2 separate regions of the Mus musculus genome follow, and region 2 is linked to region 1. Evidence: chromatin loops called from intact Hi-C (ENCODE). Cell type or tissue: heart. All regions are shown on one strand. Each heading gives the region's core, and the rest is flanking DNA. Links, peaks and the distances in the headings are about the cores only. Region 1 holds the start of Rab3a (RAB3A, member RAS oncogene family). Region 2 holds the start of Lsm4 (LSM4 homolog, U6 small nuclear RNA and mRNA degradation associated).

Region 1 (9,257 bases), core at 1-8,000:
GCTGAGGTTGAGCTGCCTCAGCCGCCCACGGAAGACGACCCATGGCCCATGGCCCAGATCACTGAGCTGCGTAGGTCCTCCCACACCAGCCTTCCCACAGCTGCTATCCCACGCTTTGGGGTCCAGACAGATCAGGAGGAGCAGCTGGCTAAGGTGGGTCTCCCCAGAGCCACGGGCCTCAGTTTCCTAACCTGTACATGGAGCTCGAGGGACAAATGTGGCGCTGCTGTCACTCGTAGGAGCTTGAAGACACCAACAAATGGGGACTTGATGTGTTCAAAGTGGCTGAGCTGAGTGGGAACCGGCCTCTCACAGCTGTCATATTCAGCGTCTTCCAGGTGCCTCTCCTGCCTTTGCTTTGGGCTGTCCTGTTCCGGCCTTGAAAAGACCCAGATCGGAATGGCGGAGCCCTGACCTGTACTGGTGGTGGGTAGAGTAGAAAAGGGGACAAGGGCAGAAGGAACTCAGGATTGCAGCAGCACCAGGACATCCTGGAGGAAGGGGCATTGGACACAGAGGAGAGGAGTGGGGTGAGGTGAGCTGGAGCCCCAAAGCCAAGGCCCTGAGATAGGTCTGTGTTGCACCAGGAACGAGACCTCCTCAAGACGTTCCAGATCCCAGCAGACACGCTGCTGGCGTACTTGCTGACACTAGAGGGGCACTACCACTCCGACGTGGCGTACCACAACAGCATGCATGCTGCCGATGTGGTGCAGTCCGCACACGTGTTGCTGGGCACCCCAGCCCTGGAGGTACCACACCCAGCCAAGGACATGGGTGGGCAGGGCAGAGCAGTCACCCTCCGCCCTGACGCCCAGGCTCTATCCAGGCTGTGTTCACGGACCTAGAAGTCTTGGCAGCTATCTTTGCATGTGCTATACACGACGTAGACCACCCGGGGGTCTCCAACCAGTTTCTCATCAACACCAGTAAGTGAGGTGAACATAGCCAGAGTTGCCCAGTATGTCCTCAACTGTCCTATCTTGCAGACTCAGACGGGTGTCCATGACTTGAATGGCTTTCTCCTGGAAGGGGCATTAGAGTTTGGGCTCCCCTGCATACATAGGAGTTGGCCAGTGACATTTCTCCTCAACAGTGTTTGGGTGGAGTTGGATCTTGAGTCCCTGGTTGTCCCCACAGACTCAGAGCTGGCACTGATGTACAATGATTCATCGGTGCTGGAGAACCATCACCTCGCGGTAGGCTTCAAGCTCCTGCAGGGGGAAAACTGCGACATCTTCCGGAACCTCAGTACCAAGCAGAGACTGAGTCTGCGCAGGATGGTCATAGACATGGTGACGTCACGGCACGGGGCAGTGATGCCCTACGAGGGTTAGGCTTCCCACACAGGCTGCATGGCAACAGGCACGGGGTTTCCAGTGGCCCGCTTGATTTATCCCAGTCAGTGGGTTGTCGGGGGTTGAGGGTCGCATATTTCATCTATAAATTCAATACTATATTAGGTGCCTGTTGTGTACTGACTTCACCTGTGCCCTTTGGGTATTCCTCTGTTTGTTATCTACGTTTTCTAAGTTCATCCCCCTGCCTTCACTTCTGTGCTGACAGGCGGGCATCTTCAGTTGACAACTGTGCCGCCCAGTGTTTCCATCCTCCCTCTCACAGGTGGGGATACTGAGGCACAGGTCTCAGAGGCGCAGCATCCTTAATTTACTGTCCTCCCAGGTGCTGGCCACAGATATGTCTAAGCACATGAGCCTTCTGGCCGACCTCAAGACCATGGTGGAGACGAAGAAAGTGACCAGCCTTGGCGTCCTGCTCTTGGACAACTACTCTGACCGCATCCAGGTTTGTGAGGCGGGGCCATAGCCTCAGTTTTCAGCTTTAGCTTCCTGAGAGAGTCTTACTCTGTAGCTCAGACTGCTTCAGTAGTCAACAGTCTCCTGCCTTGGGCGCGCACCACCACACTACACTCAGCTTTGGGATGTGGTGAGGTGGGGCGTGGCTGGGCCTTGTGAGTCCCCCCATACCCAACAGGTTCTCCAGAGCCTGGTGCACTGCGCTGACCTCAGCAACCCCGCCAAGCCGCTACCCCTCTACCGCCAGTGGACGGAGCGCATCATGGCCGAGTTCTTCCAGCAGGGTGACCGGGAGCGAGAGTCGGGTCTGGACATCAGCCCCATGTGCGACAAACACACAGCCTCGATGGAGAAATCCCAGGTGCGGGAAGGGAGCTGTGCCCACTACAGGGCGGAGTCTTTCTTGAGACAGGGTTTTCTGTGCAGCCCTGGCTGTCCTGGGACCTCCTCTGTAGACCAGGCTGGTCTCTGTCTCAGAGATCCGCCTGCCTATGCTTCCCAAGTGCAGGGATCAAAGGTGTGCGCCACCAGCCAGCTAGGGCAGATGTTTTGATTTGTTGTTTTGAAGACATCTCATTTTGTCACCCTGGCTGGCCTAGAACTCACTGGCTTGAGATCACCCTGCCTCAGTCTCCTCCTGTTGTGCCAGGATGGCTTTTTTCAAGAGGATTTTGAAGGATGAATAGGAGTTGGCAAATGAGAATTCCAGGCTGAGAACACCAGGTGGCCAACTGTGAGATGGGACTAATTCTAGGTTTCACTGGGTCTCACTTGCCCCTTCTGTGATCACCCTAAGGTGGGATTCATTGACTACATCGCTCAGCCATTGTGGGAGACATGGGCTGACCTAGTGCACCCCGATGCTCAGGAGCTTCTGGACACCTTGGAAGACAACAGAGAGTGGTATCAGAGTAGGATTCCCTGCAGCCCTCCACACACCATGGGCTCGGACAGGTTCAAGTTTGAGCTGACCCTGGAGGAAGCAGAGGAAGAGGAGGAAGAGGAGGATGAAGGGCAGTGCACAGCACTGAACAGGGAGTCCTCAGAGTTACCCAGCACTTAACTCCTGTCCTCTAAGGCCAGCCCAGAGCCCAGGGTCTGCTTTGTCCAACAAGAGTTGGGCTAGCTTAGTGTGGACCGTGGAGTCCTGGTCAGGCCATGGGCACCTATGGGCACTGATGACGTTCCACCACTCAAAGAGGACAGCCAAGGTTTACACAGAGCCAAGCCTGAGGGAGGCTGGGACCAGCTCTGCCCACAGACTGGAATGGCACCAGCCCTGGGAAGCGCCGACTCCTGCATCTCAGAAGACAGACTTAGACTCAGCTGCAGTCTGCACGTCAGCTTCAGCACATGCAGTCGGACTCTGTGTTATGGTTTAGTTGGTTTCTTTTTTGGCACTAAAGATGGAACCAATGTTGCCTTCACCAGTCCAGCTGCAAGCCTTTACTGAGTCCCTCGGGGGAATCCCTTTCGTAAAATGCGGGCGGGGAACACTTCCCACTGAGGTCTGGTGTCTCCTGACACCATTGGCTGCACAAGACTCTTCTTAGATATCAGGAGGCCGGTGACCCTCCTAGAAGACCACTGCAGGCCTCAGTCCTCCCATCAATGAGGATCCCCGTCTCCGACAAGATTGGGCTTCTCAAACCAGTGTGCTGGTGCACCTCTCTTCACCATAGGCATCCCCCAGACTTGGCTGTGTGTGTGTGGAGACAGCTGGTCCAGGCTGGGCAGCCTGACTAGAAATAAAAAGAGCTGGAAGTGGGCTGGAAAGATGGCTCAGTGGTTAGGAGCACTGACTGTTCTTCCAGAGGTCCTGAGTTCAAATCCCAGCAACCACGTGGTGGCTCACAATCATCTGTAATGGGATCTGTTTTTTGTTTTGTTTTGTTTTGTTTGTTTGTTTTCGATACAGGGTTTCTCTGTGTAGCCCTGGCTGTCCTGGAACTCACTCTGCAGACCAGGCTGGCCTCGAACTCAGAAATCCACCTGCCTCTGCCTCCCAAGTGCTGGGATTAAAGACATGTGCCACCACCACTGTGTGGCCTGAAATGGGATCTGATGCCCTCTTCTTTTGTGTCTGAAGAAAGCAATGGTTACTCACATATAATAAATAAATAAATCTTTAAAAAAAAAAAAGTAGCTGGAGTGTGGCTAAGGGGTGGAGCTTCTGCCTAGAATTGCCCAATGAGGGGCTTGGGGTGTGGCTCTGGTAACAGAGCTTTAGCTTTTGGGAAGTCCTGAGTTCCATTTCTATCACTGCAAAAATAGAATAAATAGAAGAGCACTGCAGGCCTCAGTCTTCCCGTCAATGAGGATCCCTGTCTCTGACAAGATTGGGCTTCTCAAACCAGAGTGCCGGCACACCTCTCTTCACCATAGGCGTTCCCTAGTCAGGGTTCTCTAGAGTCACAGAATTTATGGGTATTCTCTATATAGTAAAGGAATTTATTGATGACTTAGAGTCTGCAGTTCAACTCCCAACAGTGGTCAGCAGCAGCTGTGAATGGAAGTCCAAGGATCTAGCAGTTGCTCAGTCCTACACGGCAAGCAGGTGAAGGAGAGAAAGCCTTCCTTCTTCCAATGTCCTTATGTAGGTCTCCAGCAGAAGGTGTAGCCCAGATTAAAGGTGTGTGCCACCACACCTTTAATCACAGATGACCTTGAACTCAGAGATTTCCCTGTTTTTGTTTTTTTTTTAAAGATTTATTTATTTATTATATGTAAGTACACTGCAGCTGTCTTCAGATGCACCAGAAGAGGGTGTCAGATCTCATTACGGATGGTTGTGAGCCACCATGTGGTTGTTGGGATTTGAACTCAGGACCTTCGGAAGAGCAGCGGTACTCTTAACCACTGAGCCATCTCTCCAGCCCATGAGATCTCCCTGTCTTAATCTTCTGGAAGCCATAGCCACTATGTCTTAAGATCTCCATACCAAGATCCAGATCAGAAACTTCTATCTCCAAGCCTCCAGATTAGGGTCACTGGTGAGCCTTCCAATTCTGGATTGTAGTTCATTCCAGATATAGTCAAGTTGACAACCAGGAATAGCCGCGACACCTACTCATTCTCTTGTGTGGAAACTGAGTCATAACTAGTCCCTCAGAGCTTATATACTAAGAGTGGGCACTGGTGCCCCCTGGCGGTATGACTGATTCCCTGTTTGTTTTCCAAACAGTTCTTTGGCCGTTTTGAGACAAGGTCTCATGGTCTCAAGTTCTAATGTCAGACTTGTTTGCCGCAGAGGATGACACTAACGTTATTTTCTTGCCTCCACCATTCGAGTGCTTGGCTGGGGTAACAGGCATGTGCCATGGGGGGGGGGGGGTCCCTCTCTTTCCCTTTTCCTTTTTCCCTCTGAGCCTGTAACTCTGCACCTGACCAAGGCCTCCAAGGAGCCAGAGTGGCAGGCGACTTCCTCTGTAAATATTATGACTCGGGCTATTCATCCCCAGGAGGCACAAAAGGCCATCTGGGGTCACACACTGGAACATTTCCTTCTTCCTTCCAGATGTCTTAAGAGGCGACCCTTAGAGATTTCTTGTTAAACAAAGTCATGTGTGTTCACTGTGGGAGAATTTGGAAGTCACACAAACCTGATGACGTGAGTTCCATTCCTAGGACTTGTGCTGGAAGGAAAGAACTGACTTCCTAGGTTGTCCTGTGACACTCCCCTCTTTCCAACACAAATAAATGAATATAACTTAGAAAGATTTGAGGAACAGCTTCCCTCTGTCCCTTCTTCTGCCTGTGCTCTTGTTTGCCCAGGCCTTTAACACACTTGCTTCATTCTTCCAGACAGCTGTGCTGTCCTCTCTGGGGAGCCTCAAACTCAGAAATTCCCAAGTGCTGTGTAATTAAAGGTTTCTGTTACCATGCCAGCAGTTTCCCCGCACACGTTTATAGTATGAAACAGGGTCTCACTTTGTGATCCAGGATGATAAAGAACTCAACAACCCTCCTGCCTCAGCTTTCCAAGTGTTCCGATGAAGCCTTGCCACCTACTGAGCTACCAGCACAGTTCTCCTGGAGCCCTTGCTTGGTGGTGGAAGCAAATGGGTTCCTCCCCTAACCTTATCCCTTCGGAATAAATCCAAATCAGGCTCCAGTGTCCCAGGCTCCTCCTGCACCCTTTCTGTCCTCAAACCCGGTCCCGGTCCCCACAGTAGCCTCCGCGTGGGCCCGGAGCTCGCTAAGTAACAAACTGATGGTCACTTTGTGTCTCTGCATGAAGTGCAGGGGAAGCAGGAAATAAGCTTCCTCCAGCGGCCCCGGATTGGGCGGGGCTCCAGGCTCCTCGCGGGGGTGGACGAGCATCCAGGCGACAAGTTATTCTGGTCCATTGGCGCCTCCGCAGCTGGCGGGGAGGTCTATAAACAGGGCCAGGACACGTTCCCAGTTCTGCTTCCTGTGGGAATGGAAGCGATGGGGACCCTGCCCGGCCGCACGGAGAGGAAGAATAGGATAGACCCCAGATTCCCACCTTGACAGGCAGATTTGCAGGAATGAGTCGTGTGTATCATAGCGGCTTGGAAGTCTGCATTTCTGCGCCCACCTTCCTGAGACACAGGGTTACCCGGGTCCCAGTGTCCATATCGTAAAGGGCGTTGGGCAGCTACTCTTGAATCTTCTCTGCTTCCTTGGTCTTTCATTACAATTTTGGAAGACTTATGGGTCAGGATACTTCTGAGCCCTAAGTGCGCAAGGAAGCAAGGGGTTCTCTGGGGACTCATCAGACCCTTTTCTCTTTGCACAGACCGGATTTTCTCCTTTATTTCTTTGAGGCAGGGTTTTATGTGGATCAAGCTGACTTTAAGACACTATGTAACTGAGGATCACCTTGGACTTCTGCTTCTCCCCTCCTTCCCTTCTCCTCCCAGTGCAGAGAACAGGAGCCTGGATCAACCCAGGTCTTTGTGATGCAGGTTCCCCACCAAACTGAGAATTATCCTCAGCCCATCAAAAAACAGTTCTTTCTTTCTTTCTTTTTTTAAAAATTATTTATTTATTTGCTTGTTTATTTTGTTTTTTGAGACAAAGTTTCTCTTCATAGTCCTGCTGTCCTGGAACTCACGTTGTAGACCAGGCTGGCCTCGAACTCACAGAGATCTGCCTCCATCTCCCTTCTGAGTGCTGGGACTAAAAATTCTGTGTGGTCTTTAATGAGTTTTTTGAGCCCTAAAATGTAATCAAGATGTATGCCTGCCAATCCAACACTTGTGAGGTGCAGGCGGGAGGATCAAGAGTTCAAGATCAGCCTCTGCTACTTGGCAAGTTCGAGACCAGCTTGTTACTTGAGACCATTTCTCAAAACAAAACCTAAACTCCTGAGTGCTTCACGTCTCAAAAGCAAGGACTTCTAACCACAAGTTTCCAACCAGAGCTAGGTCCTGGCCTCAGCCTCTCCGCCCTTCAAACACCTAGCAGTCACCATTGGGCCTCTAAAGACGTAGGAATCGCTGATTTGATATTCGGTCCGTCGCTCGAGAGCATCAGCCAATGGAAACTTCATGCCTCCCTAGAGCCCCGTCTTCCAGTGGCTTACCAGGCCCTGCCCCTCTTCTGCCGGCGCAGGCCAGTGTGGTCCCGCGGCTGTCGATGCAGTCCCTCCCCTAACGTCACAGCTTCGTTTGCATAGAAAGCCCCGCCCCTGGCTTTGCAGGACGTCAGCTAGGACTGCAGGGGCCTGAGCCTCCTCCGCTGCCGCCTGCAGCCCCCGCCGCCGCCTGCATCCCCCGCATCCTCTTCTGGGGCCCGGTCGCCAGCGCAGTCGCCACGGTCGCCGTCGCCAGCGTTGTCTCAGCTTAGAGAGGGTAAGGGTGAGCGCAACCCAGGTCCACACACTGAGGAGCCCGCGTTTCACTGACAGCTGGGGGATCAAGGGGAGCGCAACTCGGGTGTAGTGGCTATGGGTCTCGCATTTGGCATTCTTGGTCCCGCATCCCGCACCCCTCGCCCTTAACCTGGCACCTGGGGCCCGGGCTCTGCGACAGAGGGGGAGGGGAAAGCCAGGCCTTGCGGGAGGCTTGTGCGTGCTCGTGCTCGTGGGGTGAACACGCGTGTGCGCGCCCGCTGGGCATGGAGAGGCTCGAGTGACCGCAGGACGCGCAGCGTGCACACTTGTGATACGTTGTGCGTGCATGGTCCGCGTGCGCGGTGCGCGTGGATCTTAGTTCAAGTATGTGCTCACACGCGTGTGGAGCCATGCGCGTGTGTGGTGTGTCCTCCCGGATGGCCAGGTACAGTCGTGCATTGGTGCAGGGAGCTGTGCTCACACATGGGCTTGCACACACCATACATGTCTGCTTGTTTCGCCTGTTAGCACCACTCTTGCATGCAGGGCAGGTGTTTGGGTCTGCCTGCCCTAGATGCTTCATTGTGCTTGTGTGTGTGTGTGTGTGTGTATGCGTGCGCGCTCTTGTGCTCGCGATTTTGTGTGTGTGAGCCTACGTTCATCCTGTCTTCGTCACGTGATGTGGCTATCTCAGGGCCCCAGTTCTTGCAGGAGAAAAATAAGGATGAGCGAGAACTGGGGATCCTCCTGTATTCATGTTCCGGTGTGGGTCTCTGTGAGAGACTGATGGGAAGGCAGAGGAGGCTCAGTCTTCCCTCAGGGTACAGGGGAATCTGAGGTTCACAGCCTGCTTAAAACCTTGGTGCTGTCAAGGTCACAGCTCTGCCTTATGTTGGTTGGGGGGGTTGAGCATGTGACATTGGGGGGTATCCTCACCTACCCCTGTGCCGTGCCCACCCTGTGCGTGGTCCTGATGCTCCCCTCAGGCCCTCTGTGCCACGCCTCCCGCAGATGGCTTCCGCCACAGACTCTCGCTATGGGCAGAAGGAGTCCTCAGACCAGAACTTCGACTATATGTTCAAGATCCTGATCATTGGGAACAGCAGCGTGGGCAAAACCTCGTTCCTCTTCCGCTACGCAGATGACTCCTTCACTCCAGCCTTTGTCAGCACCGTTGGCATAGACTTCAAGGTCAAAACCATCTACCGCAACGACAAGAGGATCAAGCTGCAGATCTGGGTGTGTAGGGCTGGAGGGGAGATGTCTTCCTGCCAACCCCCACAAAAGGAAGCTGAGGCTAGCCATCGGCTGGCGCTGGGATTTAAGGCCTGCATCTCCATCCCAGTATGAGCTTCCCGTTTTCCTAAGTCCCGAGCATCCCCACTCATCTTCTAGCATAGTGTGGCACAGGGCATTCAGGCAGCACCCAGTACATGTTTGTTGAGTGACTAAGTGGCCTTGCAGTGACCCATTTGGGTCACTGTCTGCTTTTCCTGACCCACTGTCCCCGGGCCTCAAAGTGGTTGCTGGACAACCTTGGAGCACGTTTTTCTCTCGGGGGCTGCTGCGAGGTCCCTTCTGACCTATCCCTCTTTTCCCCAGGACACAGCAGGGCAAGAGCGGTACCGCACCATCACCAC
Region 2 (9,257 bases), core at 616-8,615, 79 kb before region 1:
CCACATTCCAGAGAAATTGTTGGTTCTTTTTTTTTTAAATAGATTTATTTACTTATTATATGTAAGTACACTATAGTTGTCTTCAGACACTCCAGAAGAGGGCGCCAGATCTCATTACAGATGGTTGTGAGCTACATTGTGGTTGTGGGATTTGAACTCAGGACCTTCAGAAGAGCAGTCAGTGCTCTTACTCACTGAGCTATCTCACCAGCCCCGGGGTTGTTGGATCTTTTGTTACTTTTGGCTTTGGTTATGTTGAGGCAGTTTTGCTGTTTTGCCTCTACTTATGGCAATAATCCTGCCTCTCCCCTGGCTGCTGTATTAGCATGTGTTTGTTCAGCCAGAGGAGGGTGGCTTTCATACATTTTTGACACATTTCCATCACACCTTCTCTCCCCCTTTCCTGACCATTTAGGCAAACAACAGTAGCTTCCCCACGGGGCCAATGAGGTCCCCAGCCACAGGTGTAGAGCCACAACCTGTTTGCAGACGCAGACACAAGCCCTCTTCTGGACCAGGACTCTACTCCATCCAGTAAGCGTTGGTGATACCCATAGCAATTGTGCCGCTAATGCCCCGGTGGGCACCTCTGGCTGCTAGCCCCACATCTCCCTGATGCCCATCCTGACTAACAGTCATGGAGGTATGTGTGCTGGGATGACATCATATTATGTCAACCTGACACAAGCTAGAGTCCTCAGAGAGAAAGGAGCCTCAGTTGAAGAAATTCCCCCATGAGATCCAGCTATAAAGCATTTTCTCAATTAATGATCAATGGGGGAGGACCCAGCCCACTGTGGGTGGTCCCATCCCTGGGCTGGTGGTCCTGAGTTCTGTAAGAAAGCAGCTGAGCAAGCCATGGGGAGCAAGTCAGTAAACAACACTCCTCCGTGACCTCTGCATCAGCTGCTGCCTCAGGTCCTTGCCCTGTTTGAGCTCCGGTCCCGACTTCCCTCGGTGATAAACTATGATATGGAAATATAAGCCAAATAAACCCTTTCCTCCCCAATTTGCTTTTTGGTCCTGGTGTTTTGCTGCAGCAATAGAAACCCTAACTAAGACAACAGGTATGAGTTGCTATCCCCCAGCTACTTGTTTTGGGACCCAAGGGAGATGACCCGGTGGGGAAAAGCAAAAGGATCTGAGTTTAAAATCTGTGTAAGGGCTGGAGAGATGGCTCAGTGGTTAAGAGCACTGACTGCTCTTCCAGACGTTATGAGTTCAAATCCCAGCAACCACATGGTGGCTCATAACCATTTGTAATGAGATCTGATGCCCTCTTCTGGGGTGTTTGAAGATAGCTTGAAGATAGCTATAGAACCTGGCGGTGGTGGCACACGCCTTTAATCCCAGCACTCCGGAGGCAGAGGCAGGCGGATTTCTGAGTTCGAGGCCAGCCTGGTCTACAGAGTGAGTTCCAGGACAGCCAGGGCTACACAGAGAAGCCATGTCTCGAAAACAAACAAACAAACAAACAAACAAAAGAAGAAAGAAGATAGCTATAGTGTACTCATACATAATAAATAAGTTGGTTCTCACACAGTTTTTTTTCTTATTTATTAAGCACTTAACCCCCCTGTAAACAACTCACTCCTTTTTTTTTTTTTAAAGATTTATTTATTTATTATATGTAAGTACACTGTAGCTGTCTTCAGACAATCCAGAAGAGGGCATCTGATCTCATTACGGGTGGTTGTGAGCCACCATGTGGTTGCTAGGATTTGAACTCAGGACCTTCAGAAGAACAGTCAGTGCTCTTAACCACTGAGCCATCTCTCCAGCCCCAACTCACTCCTTCTAAAGAAAAAATTTGAAATGTAAGGGTGTGTAAGATTTGTTTTTTAAAGTGTACAGTATGTGTGTGTCTCTCTCTCTCTCTCACTTTTTGGTATAGTTAAAACACTACTGAATGTGTCTTTAGATAGCCCTGTCCTGGTGGTATTTTCAATAGCCACTAACCTTGCCTGGTACAGTCTGGGGGTTGTAAATTGGCATGGAAATTTTAAGCAGGTTCTTGGTACACAGCACAAATTTGTTATATATGGGGACAGTAGTTTATTTTTTGTTTTGTTTTCTTTTGTTTGTTTGTTTGTTTTGTTTTGGGGGGGTTGGTTTTTTGAGACAGGGTTTCTCTGTATAGCCCTGGCTGTCCTGGAACTCACTTTGTAGACCAGGCTGGCCTCGAACTCAGAAATCCACCTGCCTCTGCCTCCCAAGTGCTGGGATTAAAGGCATGTACCACCACGCCTGGCTTGGTTTTATCTTATTTTATTTATTTATTTATTTATTTTCGGGACAGGGTTTCTTTGTATAGCCCTGGCCTCCCGAGTGCTGGGATTAAAGGCGTGCGCCACCATGCCCGGCCTTTGGTTTTATTTTTGTTTTGTTTTTTCATCTTCAGATGTCTCTGATGCAGCTTATATGAAGTAATTGTTGTTCTGTTAACTGAAGACCACTCTAATTGCAAAAAAGAAAAATGCGGCTTTTTTGTTGACATTCTGAATGCTTCTAAGTAAATGCAATTTTTTAATTAAAAAAAAAATGCGTATGTAAAAAGTAAGGCACAGCCATCCATGAGTTGGCACTGAGGAGTCAGAGACGTTGAGGTGCCGGGAGCTCACTGGCCAGCCAGCCTAGCCAGAAAGGAAAGCTTCAGTTTAGGTAAGAGATGCTTCCTCAGCAAGCAAGGTGGAGAGGGATGGAGGAGCTGCTGTCGCATCTGGCCTCTGAAGGCCACAGGAGGCCACATGTACCCTCCCTCATACCTACATACAAGATACACAGTACTGCTGCAAAAGAGAACGTTAAAGAGTTAAAGAAGATAGAACTTCTTTTAACTCTGATACTTGTATGTCAGTTTTCTTATTTGTGTGAGTATGTGGGGTGCTGGGCTCCACTATGTTGGTAGCAGGGATCAAACACATGTCACCAGGCTTCCAGCAAGCTCCTCTGCCTGCTGAGCCATCTTGCAGGCTCAGCTGTTTGTTTTTCAAGACAAGAGTTTCTCTGTGTAGCTCTGGTTGTCCTGGAACTCACTCTGTAGACCAGGCTGGCCTCAAACTCATAGAGATCGGCCTGCCTCTGCCTCCAAAGTGCTGGGATTAAAGGTGTGAGCCACCACGCCCTGTGCCCAGTTGTTCTTTATCCACAGAGTTTGGAACCTGTCCCTATCTTTTTGGAAGAACAGACACACAAGTGCACCTTCCCAGTGTGCAGCAGCCGCCCAGGCCACACTTGGAAGCTCAGCACTGGTGCTGTATCACTTGCTGGGAGCTGTAGGCACACAGAATAGAGGTATGCAGCCTGTTTATTGAGGCTGCTGCTGCTGTGGGCCTCTCCCCTGGCCATCGTGTACACAGGCCCATTTGGCCAGTCAGAAAAGGCTCCTCTGATGGTGGCTGGAGTGCAGGAAGCCAGGTCGGAGGGATGTTTCTCCACTGTGGCAATGGCTTTATTTAATGTAGGGAGCTTTGACCCTTCACCTAGGTGACTTAAGTGACTTGTCACTGAGCAGTAGCACCTCAGGTTTCAAGGCTCCCGCCCCCGCCCCCACTCTGTGTGCAGAAGCATGGGCTAGCCAAGCCTCCCTTGAGGGCTGACGGCAACTTTGCTGGAACTCACCCAGTCTTGCTGCAGGGGTCCAAGTTCCCCGTCATGGGCTGCTTCTTCCCTAGGTATCTCAGATCCTCACATCACAAACCCTTTGGTCCCCATCTCAGAGCTGGATTCTGGGGTGACAGATACTCTCTAATCTTAGACATGAGGTCAGCAGACCCATTGACATATTTCTCTTTTCCTTATTAGTGACAGAGTAAAGTAGACCCGGCTGTTGTTGAACTGTCCATGAAGTGGAGGATGGTCTTGAACCTGTGCTTCTCCAGCAGTGCCTCCACAGTGCTGAGATAGTGCCCATTCTGCTCAGGCGCTGCTCCTCAGCACTTACTGCTTTACTTTATTGTTAGCGGTGGGGGTGGGGGCGGGAGCTCAGGGCTTCTATCCCTCCCGCTGAGCTGCAGTCTTAGTGCGGGAGTCTCACTCCATCACTTAGAAGAGCCCTGGGGAGTGTGCCAAGGGAGTCTCCCGGGTCAGAGGATCCCAACAAGTGAACTCATCGCTAACATTCTGTACCAGGGCCTTTCAGCAGCTTGGTCAAACAGCTGTCCTGCTTGGGACAGCTCAGGGTGGAGCTCTGATTCCATAACCAGTAGCCAAAGAAAATAAAAATAAATAGAAGGGCTAGGAGATGGCTCCATGGGTAAAAATGCTTCCTGATGAGAAGGCTAGGCTGACTTCATGACAAGCTTCAAACTGGCAGTTAAGGAGAGGTGGCCTAAATCTGTTTCCAAGAACTGGCCAATTCCAGACAAGTCCAGGCCTCAGAAGCTGCCCCACCACCTGGCCTGAGGCAAGGACAATGGGTAAGCAACAGTTTCCAGACCTCCCCAGTAAGTTTCCAGCCCCCGCAGCCCTGCCATGGAACGTCCATAGAGATGGACCTCACAGATTAACATAGAGGTCACCTGCCCCGGAATTTCCTAATGTGCTTTAAATCAAACCTCCAAGTTAACATGGGTGTCTATTTTGGTAATTCGAGACTCCAGCATGCTCAACTTCTGCATAATAAGACACTCTTTGAGTTTTCATACTATTTGAGTCCGGAATATCATTCTTTGGCACCCCTACTGGGCAAGCATGAGAACCTGAATTTGTAGCTCAAGAAGACACATTAAACCATGGTGGTGCACACCTGCAATCCCAGCACTCACTAGGATCTCTGGAAGGTCGATACCAGCCTGGTCTACATTGTGTGTTCAAGGCCAGCTAGGGATGTACAGAGAAACACTATGTTCCTCCCAAAATGATAATGATTTTTTTTAAAGCAAGGATTAAAGCTTGATGGCCCACAGTGGCCATCCAGCAGTGGAGAAGCCGAGTCGGGGTCTAATGCAAGTTCATGATCGGCTAGCTTCAGCTGCCACAGAAGCCCATCTCAAAACAGGAAAATCCCAGAGATTTGTTTTCACTTCCTGTCGCCAGGGAACGCCAGACCTGCCGTTCGTGTTCAAAGATTCTATTTGAGTTGGTAAAGACAAAGAGATCCATAAGGGCAAGAATGGAAGGCTAGAGCTGGGCAGTGGTGGCGCACGCCTTTAATCCCAGCACTTGGTGGGCAGAGGCAGGCGGATTTCTGAGTTCGAGGCCAGCCTGGTCTAGAGTGAGTTCCAGGAACAGCCAGAGCTACACAGAGAAGCAATGTCTCGAAAACAAAACAAAACAAAACAAAGAATGAAAGGCTAGGAGCGCAAAATAGGCACCGCGCGACTCGCATGCATTAGCCAGCTTCGCCCACAGTGTGGCGCCGAATTAGGCGCCGAACCAGATCCAGGAGAGCACCTCTGCGCAGGCGCCCTTTCCCAACATACACCCCGTAGTGGGCGTAACTTGTGCTGCGGCCTTTTGCGTCGTTCTAGTGTCGCACTTTACGGCTACCTCTCAATCCCACCGTAGAAATACGGTGAGGCCGTCCGTCTTGTTCCGTAGGTACCGCCCTAGCCCGTCCCGATTGGATAGATGTCCGTTGAGCTGCTCGCTGATTGGTCATAGTTTCTGCCAGTCTTTTTCAGTCTGGGGCGCGCGGTGGGCCGCCGGTGGGAGCGCGTGTGTCTGTGCCGCGGCGGAAGTTATCGCTGCAGGGAAGATGGTGAGGGCCGCGAGGCGGAGGGGCGCGCGCAGGGTCTTCGGGCTGCTGAGAGATGGGGGAAACTGAGGCCGGAGTGACCGGTGTCCCTCCAGGGCCCCAGACGGTCACCGTTGGGGATTTATCTCTTGATGGACACGGTTTTTGCGACCGGAAGAGGGACTATGATCGTTTCCGGGGCTTGTCACCGTCATTGATAGGAAAGCTGCGTTTCCGGGAAATGGGCGGGCTTAATGGCTCACGTGGGCTTCGTTGCCCTCTTGATGCTTATCTGGTGTCTGACCTCAGCTGCCCACGCCTTTGGCTGGAAATCCAGCTCAGAGAGCGGGTTGATTCTCTCCCTGGGACACACAGCATGTCTTGCTCAGGAAGAAAGGATTTTTTTTTTCTCCTAGTTTAGGCTCAGGCCTCCTCAGTTTGGGGACTCTTAGACCTGGCATAAACAAGTAAAGGAGGCCAGGTTTCCCCCTGCTCTGTCGAGGGGCGCGTTGGCCTAAGTGAGGAGAGCCACATATTCCCATCTCCCCAGTTCTTGATGGTAGGATATTTGGTTTGTTTTTTGGTTAGGCTTTCTGATCTGAACTGACATAATCCAGGCTAACCTCAAACTCCTGATCCTCTTGCTTCAGTCACTGGAGTATGGAAAGGACACGTGTATACTCCACATTTGAGTCAGGATGTGAGGCAGGGTCTCATATAGCCCAGGCTGCCTTTGAACTCCATTTGTATACATGCATCACTGTGAACTCCTGACCCTGCCTTTACTCCAGAATGACCCTGGGTTTTGTGGTGCAGGAACTCTAGGCCTAACACATGCTAGGTAAGCACTCCCCACTGGGTGTACCCTGAGCCTTCCTGAAGGGATGGCCAGGTGCGTCCAGGACTGGACACCCACCTCATGCAGGTGCGCACAGACACTCCCATATCTCTGCGGTCAGGCTGGTACAGGAGTGTCCCAGCTGAACATTCCTGAACTCAGAGCCCTAGACTTGGTTCTTTAGCTATCTCATCTACACACTGGATCCCAGAGAGTCTGGATGATGGCTGAGAAGGAATTTCCCTTCCTGGAACTGGCTCCTCTAATGGGAGGTGCTGGGACTGGATTCCAGAACGGGTGGCTATAACACCTGCAGCTGCTCTGTGTAAAGCTATGTCTCCTCCACTCAAAAGCCTGTGACTATCCCAGCTCCAGCCTCCCTGTCTGCCCTGGCCCATTTCACTCTGAGCTTTTTCTTCCTTCATTTTGGGGAGACATTCCTAATTACTTCTTTCATTCCTCTCTCCCACTGCACACACAGTAGGGGAGTGGGGGGTTGTGGTGGCCTGTCCCTACACCACACTTTTCTTACCTGTGGCACTGGACAGGATGCACCTGTGCTGGGTGTCCCCACCCCTGCGTGTTCAGCAAGTGTTTACTGCTCCTCCCTGCTGCAGCAGAGCCCACGCCCACACTGACCTTGTGTCTAGCCAGGGAGACTGATGCTAATCACCCATAATTAGAGAGCGGCTTCAGCTGCTGAGCTGGAAACAGGCTGGCAGCCTAGGGTGGCCATTAGGGTCCTGACCACAGGAGGGGACATGCTCAGCAGGATTGGGCAGAGAGTCTAGGGAAGGGCACCCTGGGTGGTGGCTGGGGCCCTGGCAGGAGGAACGAAAGTTGAGCAGTAAGGCTGGACCTTGCCATCGCTGCCTCCAGGCTGTGCTGGGCCATAGCAGTTCCGGAAGAGCTTTGTGTGCCTCTATTCTTGTTTAGCAATGTTTGCCCTTGAGCCCTTGCTGTGCCTTGTATTTGGGAGTTTGACTATTCTATTCCTTTATTGAAACAGGATCTCATGTAGCCCAGGTTAGCCTCACACTGTAGCCAAGGATAACCATGGCTCCAACTACCTGGAGCTTAGCCATAGGATGCTATACTGTGGCTCTTTTCTGCTGTTTATTTGAGGATCAGGGTGGACACCATTGTCACTGATCACCAAGGCCACCCACCCACCCACCAGCCATTTTCACAAAAGTCATCCTCTGCCTCCTACCCTTCCAGGAAGCCTCTGCAGGAAGTGGGCTAGAGCTTCACTTCCCTGCCACTAACTCCTCCCCGCCCCTCAGCTCTTCTTGGGAAGGGCCTTGTACTGTAGGCTCCCCCAGTCCTCTCATGACCCAAAGTCCCCATGCTGGGCATGATGGCCCTGAGGATCTGGGGCTCTTGTTGTTTGTTTCTTCTGTTTTTAAAATGATTTATTTTTATTTCATGTGTTTTGCCTGCATGCATGTGTCTGTGAGTGTGTTGGATCCCCCTGGAACAGGAGTTATAGATGTGTGAGCTACCATGTGGGTGCTGGGAATTGAACCCAGGTCATCCAGAAGAGCAGCCTGTGCTCTCACCTGCTGAGCCATGTCTCCAGCCCCTCGTGTAGTTGTTTGTTTGTTTCACTGTGTAACCCAGTTGGCCTGGAACTTATAGATAATTCACCTGCCTCTGCCTCTCAGTGCAGGGATTGAATGTGTGCACTGCATGCTTGGCTGTAATTTGATTTTTGTGTATTTTGAAGACAGGTCTAATGTAGTCCAGGCTGATCTCAGACTGTAGCTGAAAATAATCTAAAATTCCTTATCCCCCTGCCTCAGCCTCCCTGGCACTGGGATGACGGGTGTAGCACAACACACCTGGCTTTATGTTGGTCTTTATGATGCTGGCTCTGGAAGGCAAAGTGTCACTAGCCTTGCTGTCACCTTGACCTCAGCCCTGGGGCTCAGGCAACCCAAGTCACCTGTTCTGGAAGCACATGGACGGGATGTGAAGCAGGCTGGTGTGCAGTCCTGTGCATTTAGAAGGCTGTGGCCAGCCTGGGCTTATGACAAGATTCTGCCTCAGAAAAGCTACCTCCAGACAGAGGACTGTGCCCCGCTTCTGTGGTTCCAGGTGACAGAAATTGTGGAGAAATGACCAAAATGGTCCGGGAGGTCCAGGTGGCTCACATCTGTAGAATGGGATGATGTGAGGTTACCTGTGACCTGAAGACAGGCGAGTGCATTGGGGGTAGCCATGCCCATGTGGTCGTCCCTGAATTGAGGACTACACCTCACACTGACTTTTGCCTTCCAGCTTCCCTTGTCGCTGCTGAAGACAGCGCAGAATCACCCCATGGTAAGCACTCTGGGCCACCTCCCTTCATGTGCCCACAGCTCAGTCTTTTGCAGTTCATGATTGAAGGCCTGGCAAGATGTCTCAGTGGGTAAAGGTGCTTGCTGCCAAGCCGAAGGACCTGAGTTCAATCCCCAGGACCCATGTGATGATGGAGGGGTTCATGACTTCCCTGAAGTTGTTCTCTGCCCTGTCTGCACACAGACAGAATGGCAAATGCAATACAAAGGAAAACGTTCACAAAGAAATCTATAGCCGGGCATGGTGGTGCACGCCTTTAATCCCCGCACTTGGGAGGCAGAGGCAGGCGAATTTCTGAGTTCGAGGCCAGCCTGGTCTACAAAGTGAGTGCCAGGACAGCCAGGGCTACACAGAGAAACCCTGTCTCAAAAAAAAAAAAACCAAAAAAAAAAAAAATCT

Evidence for each region. Peaks named below come from ENCODE experiments on the same cell type or tissue, not always from the same donor. Only the 100,000 strongest peaks of a DNase experiment are listed, where the experiment ranks them.
Region 2: it touches region 1 in a loop (2.9-fold over the local background); 3 of 42 quality-filtered maps call a loop at or near these places.

Annotation. Positions count from the first base shown.
Region 1 is chr8:70,747,228-70,756,484 of GRCm38, forward strand. Pde4c (phosphodiesterase 4C, cAMP specific) reads left to right here. Exons shown (of 17, transcript NM_001310465.1): 10 at 1-153; 11 at 240-338; 12 at 588-752; 13 at 830-929; 14 at 1,141-1,295; 15 at 1,684-1,806; 16 at 1,996-2,178; 17 at 2,614-3,959. The coding sequence ends at 2,880. It overlaps Rab3a (RAB3A, member RAS oncogene family), which reads left to right and starts at 7,476. Exons shown (of 5, transcript NM_009001.7): 1 at 7,476-7,636; 2 at 8,629-8,856; 3 at 9,220-9,257. The coding sequence starts at 8,629. In heart, for the core only: CTCF peaks have their summits at 4,975 (motif pointing left) and 7,539; DNase peaks (open chromatin) are centred at 3,304, 5,314, 6,094, 7,364 and 4 weaker places; H3K4me3 peaks cover 2,243 bases; H3K27ac peaks cover 2,351 bases; H3K27me3 peaks cover 3,580 bases.
Region 2 is chr8:70,667,757-70,677,013 of GRCm38, forward strand. It overlaps Lsm4 (LSM4 homolog, U6 small nuclear RNA and mRNA degradation associated), which reads left to right and starts at 5,475. Exons shown (of 5, transcript NM_015816.4): 1 at 5,475-5,701; 2 at 8,799-8,840. The coding sequence starts at 5,699. In heart, for the core only: a CTCF peak has its summit at 5,358; DNase peaks (open chromatin) are centred at 4,125, 5,565, 5,885, 6,565 and 2 weaker places; H3K4me3 peaks cover 2,285 bases; H3K27ac peaks cover 4,115 bases.